Regions from separate parts of the Homo sapiens genome. Here region 2 is linked to region 1. A link is a loop called in an ENCODE intact Hi-C map of the cell type or tissue named here. Cell type or tissue: HepG2. All regions are shown on one strand. Each heading gives the region's core, and the rest is flanking DNA. Links, peaks and the distances in the headings are about the cores only.

The links. A loop is a pair of places that touch in the nucleus more often than their neighbours do. Peaks named below come from ENCODE experiments on the same cell type or tissue, not always from the same donor. Only the 100,000 strongest peaks of a DNase experiment are listed, where the experiment ranks them.
Region 2: a loop joins it to region 1, with 12 times the contacts of the local background. A loop is called at or near these places in 2 of 110 quality-filtered maps.

What each region holds. Positions count from the first base shown.
Region 1 is chr20:19,661,041-19,663,949 of GRCh38, forward strand. All of the region lies in intron 7 of SLC24A3 (solute carrier family 24 member 3), which reads left to right. Among named protein-coding and RNA genes, the nearest start is that of RIN2, 96 kb to the right of the region's middle. In HepG2, for the core only: a CTCF peak has its summit at 1,525; a DNase peak (open chromatin) is centred at 1,521; H3K4me3 peaks cover 461 bases; H3K27me3 peaks cover 511 bases.
Region 2 is chr20:19,461,597-19,464,505 of GRCh38, forward strand. All of the region lies in intron 2 of SLC24A3 (solute carrier family 24 member 3), which reads left to right. Among named protein-coding and RNA genes, the nearest start is that of SLC24A3-AS1, 180 kb to the left of the region's middle. In HepG2, for the core only: a CTCF peak has its summit at 1,258; no DNase peak of the experiment used is centred there.

The DNA of each region.
Region 1 (2,909 bases), core at 140-2,639:
CCTGGAGACCCCAGAGAGGAGCCTTTCATCTCTAACAAGGAAAACAACGTGGAAACTGTAGCTATGTGCTTGATTTTGGTTTTCCCTGCCCAGCAAACATAGTCCTTTCAGTTTAACAACCCCCATCTCCTATATCCTCAGTACTTGCCCTTTTTTCTTTCCTGTAGCCTGCCTTCATATATTTATACAACATGATCAGCTCGGCTAAAGCCCTGCCCGTAGGTCATTTTTTCCCTGCCCTTCTGCAACCACAACCTTCATCAATCAAGCCTATAAGACATCCTGAAGTAGGAATTTCTGCTTAACTTTGAAATATAAGTGATACTGGTGCCTAACAGCCAGCTTCCCAGTGTATTCCACTGGATCCCTCTCCTCAGATGAAATCACCATGGCCTTAGCTAAGCCGTCTGCACCCCCACCCAAGAGCTGAAGAAGTGAGAACTACACCCACTCAAGGGAGTTCCCGTGATATTGAGTGGGAAAAGTCTACGGGGGGCTGTTTTCTTTGCAGCAAGGAAGGAAAGAGTTTCAGGTTTCAGTCTCTTGAAAGAAAACGATGATGTTGATTTTCTCCCATTATTTTCACTGCTTAAAATTCTCATGGTGCCAGTGATTACAATACATGCTATGAAGTCTTAGCTTCAGCAATGCAGCCTCTCCTGCTTCATGGTGACAATTTACAGTAAGCAAACCCAGGGGCTGACATGGCGATGTTGAGACAGCCACCTGCCTCCCAGCTCAGCCAGCCTCTTCTCTCCCGCGTATACTAGGGGCTCCTGGCTCTTCCTCCCCTGCTCCTCCATGTTGAGCACTCCATTCCCTTGGCAGCTCTCTGGGTTGTTCTGATATCCAGGGATTCGCCGGCCTGATGTAAGCCCGTCTTGCTTGGAAGAATTCTGGAGCAGACACCAGGAATGAAAAGCCGGTTTCCATGGTACCCAGCCGTTTCTCTGAAGCCTGGAGGAAATGAGTGCTTTTTTCAAATTCATTCCTGTTGAACATTTAGCTCAGCAGCAGAACACGTGGAAACCTCAGGGCGAAGCCAAGGGTATCTTTGGATGAACCACATGTGGGTCAGAGGGCAGAGGCCCCCTGACCAGCTGGTGCTCAGCAGATCTGAGATCCAGCTATCAGTATCACCCTTGGTGGTCTCTGGGCTATCGCAGAGCCTGGCCCCCAAACAGAACCAACAGGGCACAGAGAGAAGAACGCTTACCCAAGGGTTGCTTTCACAAATCTGATGGGGAAGAAGCTGAGTCAGTTCCAAAGCCCACAACAGGAGGTCCGTCAAGTGCAACTCATCGTTGAGGACAGAGTGTTGACCCCAGGACAGAGCACCAGGCAGGACCTGCCCCTGGAACACCACCTTGCCTCAAGACAGCAGCGGCTAAAGCCGCCTTCAGTAGGCTGCCTGCCTTGAGGTGATTCCCTTCCTTCCAGGAGATTTAATAGAACTGCGAAAATGGACTTGAACTGACTTCATTTCAACTTCACTACCTTGGCAGGCTGGACATGGAGGGAGGACTGGAACGTGAGCACCACTTAGTGGTCATTTGCAGGAACTGCGGGTGCAACTTGTTCTAGTCTAGAAAGAAATGATTTCAAGTTTTCTTCTACACTAGTAATACTTATCTAAGGGATGGGGGATGTTGCTTTGATTTCTTTTACTCTCAGCTAGTAGAGCATAAACTACAGAGGGATACGCAACACGTGTCTTAAATGTATTGAATAACATGAAATCTTTAAGGAATAACAAATTCATTTCCTAACCTTCAGCAAACTCAAGTGAAAGGAACCTCATCCTTGCCGTTTGTAGAGTTTTCTGAGGGAGCGATTCAAATGCTCCATCAAGATGGTCCAGCAAGGTACCCTCCCGATGGAACGTTCTGCAAACAGCGCCAGTCCTAATTTCCAGTCTTCGGAAGAGGCGATGACCAGCTGCTTGTTCTCCAAATAACAGCACTGAATGTTCACAGGCAGTTGATAGCTCATCTCCACCTTCTTTCTCATGATGAGGAAGCCCTGCTTCTGTTTAGAGTTTTTTTAGAGACAGGGTCTTGCTGTCTCCCCAAGGCTGGAATGCAGTGGCCAGATCATAGCTCACTGCAGCCTCAAACTCATGGCTCAAGTGATTCTCCCACCTTGATCTCCCAAGGTGCTAGGATTGCAGGCATGAGCCACTGTGCCAAGCCAATTTAGATTTTCTCAGAGTCCTGATTTCTAGTCCCTTTTGTTCATTTCATTGTTCTTTTCTGAGTCCTCTCATTCCTCCACACAGTCCTCTCAAAGGAGAAGGATAAACCCGAATGATATTTGCCATCAGCCACAGGGTAGAGAAGCCCTGACTTTGTGGAGGCCTCCTCCTCCACCTCCTCCTCCTCCTCCTCCTCCTCCGCCTTCTCATCCTCCTCCACTTCCTCCTCCTCCTCCTCCTCCGCCTTCTCATCCTCCTCCTCTTCATCTACCCTTATGCATTCTGAGTGATGGGGCATCTTCACACAAGGCAGAGATCAAAGGGGAAACTATATCAGTTATTTGCATGTTTCCGGATCTCCTCCATTAGTTAGTACTTGTAGTGAGATCACCTGCATTTCTCTTTCCCTGTCTGCCTCCCTGAACCATATCCCCAACCACAGCTCCCCAAGCCACAACCATCCTCTTGACTCCAGGGTCATGAAGCTCTGGACCTAATTGCATATTTTGTCCAATCTCACCCGGATTTGCCCACTGTTTCTCTGATTATTGTGCTCCTGTTTGGGGTCCCTCCTAAAATTAAGCCCAATCTCATTTTTTCTTTGCTATGATCATTGAAATGATCAGTAGCTAAAGTCCTATGAATCTCAGGGCTGACTGCTAGCAGACAGGAAGAGTACTTTCTTCCAGGGTGAGCGATCTCCAAGCTTTTCCTT
Region 2 (2,909 bases), core at 271-2,770, 200 kb before region 1:
ATCTTGGCTCACTGCAACCTCCACCCCCTGGGCTCAAGTGATTCTTCCACCTCAGCCTCCCAGGTAGCTGGGATAACAAGTGCGCACCACCACACCTGGCTAATTTTTGTATTTTTAGTAGAGACGAGGTTTCACCATGTTGGCCAGGCTGGTCTCGAACTCCTGACCTCAAGCCATCTGCCCGCCTCTGCCTCCCTAAGTGCTGAAGTTACAGGAGTGAGCCATCGTGCCTGGCCCCCAAGTACTTCATCTACCTATTTTGTTTATGCCTACAAGCAATCTTAAGGGAAAGTATAAGCATTTTCCCCATTTATGAGAGGTTAAGTAAAGTCTCTCAGGTTAAACAAATATTCAGTGGTTGGTCAAGGATTTGAATTCAGGCGTTCTGACTCCAGGGTCTTAAATCATTTTTTTCTTTCCAACTTTTATTTTAGGTTCAGGGAGTCCGTGTACAGGTATCTTATCCACCTCCCATCCTGTACATGGGTAAGTGCATGTTGCAGAGGTTTGGTGTACACATTATCTCGTGTCTTAAATCTTAACCATTAAAGCAGTAGTTCTCAAACTGTAGTTCCCCTCAGAGCCCCCTGGAGGGACTAGGAAACCCAGATGACTGGACTGCTGTCCTCAGAGCTTCTGATTCCGTGGGTGTGGGGAGGCAGATGGCGGGTGGCTTTCTTTCTTTTTTTTGCTCTCTCTGTTGCCCAGGCTGGAGTGCAGTGGCACGATCTCGGCTCACTGCAAGCTCCACCTCCTGGGTTCACGCCATTCTCCTGCCTCAGCCTCCCTAGTAGGGACTACGGGCGCCTGACACCACGCCCGGCTAAGCTTTCTAACAGGCTCCCAGGGGCTGCTGTTGCCTGGGGTTGGGGCAGGGCACACACTTGAGAACCACTGCCCTGGACACAACCCAAACTTGGGAGAAAGCCCCAAAACTCAGTGAGCAACTTAACCGACATGGTGAGACCTGAGTCCCCGCTGGGATGAGCCTGGGAGAGGCGTCCCTTTGCCTCTGGTCACGTGCTTGTGCGCTCCTGGCTTGATGATCATCTGAGAGTCCATGTGGAGTGGAGCTTTTGGGCTTCTGTCCAGCCAGAGAGAGGCCCAGGACACAGCCGAGGCTTCTCATTGCCATCACCATGAAGTCAATGAGACCAGAGCTGGGAGGTGGTGAGTGCAGATGGAAATGCATTAGCCTGGAGGGGGCACCATAGACCCCAGCCCTGCCTTCCACATCCCTAGCAATGCTTTTCCACTTAGAAAAGGTGGGGCTGGACTATCTATCCCTGGCAGTTTGGAATTTGAATTCAAATGTATCAAATTTTCACAGGTCATAGTTTGAGATTCTGTTTCTAAGTGCCTGTCCCACCCTGCCTTAAGAAAATGTGTCTTATCCACCTCCTATCTCTTCACTGCCCGGGGTCTGGTCCTGCCCACTCTTTCCAGTTTCCCAAGGACTTCTATGTAAGTTTCTTTGTTCAGTTAGCAACATATTATTAACCTCTTTTCCTGTAAATAAAGAGAAATATTCCATAGCTTTCAATAACGGTGTGACATTTACCTGTGTGGACCCTTTGTCTTTATTTACTTAGACTTCTCTTATGAGGCACTCACGTGACTCCTGTTTTCTCTCTATCGTAAACACACTGCATCCTTGTACATTCATCTTGCCTTATAACAAATTCCTGGGAGCGTATTCACTGGGTCCAGTAATGACAGTATTTCCCTAGTGAGGTACTCAAGGGCGCAGGTGCCCACCAGTCTCTCGATCCGTTAACATTTCAGTCTTGGTGAAATAATGTCACAGGCTCCCAGAATCCCTCCACTGAAACACTTATTCCTCACCACTGTGTTTTTCTATTCGCAAGTATCAAGGCACAGGTGAGCTTTTGATGTCTTTTCCATGACTTGTTTCAAGACAGGTCCCCGAGTGAATGCAGAGCATGAATTTGAGGTTGTCCTAGGATGTGGATAGAGTTGGGTCATGGGCCATCAGTCAGTTACAGTGGGAACTGTGGTGGGCTAGCCCGGACTCAAGGGCAGAAAGTCCTTAACAGCCCTGACTGAAGAGCACAGGATGTGCACACAGGAGCCCTCTTCTGGGCCACATGTGCGGATTGAGAAATTCAGGGGAAAACCTGACTTGCGGAGGTGGCCAGAAAATGGAATCAGGGCTGAGAAAGCAGGGACAGGATGTAAAGGGCTCCCCCTGGCTAGGCTGAGGCCTCTTGGGAAGGGTTCAGCGCAGGTTGCACTCTCCTTGTCACCTACAGGGCTTTCCCAAGATTGCTGGGGGGCAGCCCTGGTAGTGGGTGGGAGGTGGCCCTGGTGCTTTTTCTGCCTACTCTTAAAGCCCTGTTGAAAATAAAAGGCCTTTCATACAGAGCAGCCCAGCCCTGAACACTTGTGAAATACCAAGAATGAAATCGCAGTGCACTGCCACCTAGGCCATTGGAAGTTAGTAGTTTTTATTCACCAGTGAAAAGATCAGTAGAACCTGGAGAAAGGTGTCATGAAAGGCTCTTCATCACAGCAGCTGTCAGGCCTTGCCCAGCCTTCTCGCCAACACTGGCTGCCAGAAATGGGCTTTCCTATGTCTTCTTAGAGCTGGACCAGTGTCTGGCTCAGCCACTCCTGCCACACAGCTCTGGCTCTTCGACTTCTGGGCTCTGGCTCATGACTTCCTTGCCTTCCTCTGTGACTGCCCCTCAGGACTCCTGAGGCTCTCAGTTCAAGAGCACATGCGTGCATATTAATGCATTCATACCACACACATACGTGCGCACACGTGTGTACACACACACACATGCACACACACAAAGCCAGTAAGAGAGGTTGTGGATTTGAGCCCATTCACGTGCATGCTCACAAAGCCAGGACCGAAGAGAGAGCTAGAGTCAATTGGGTAA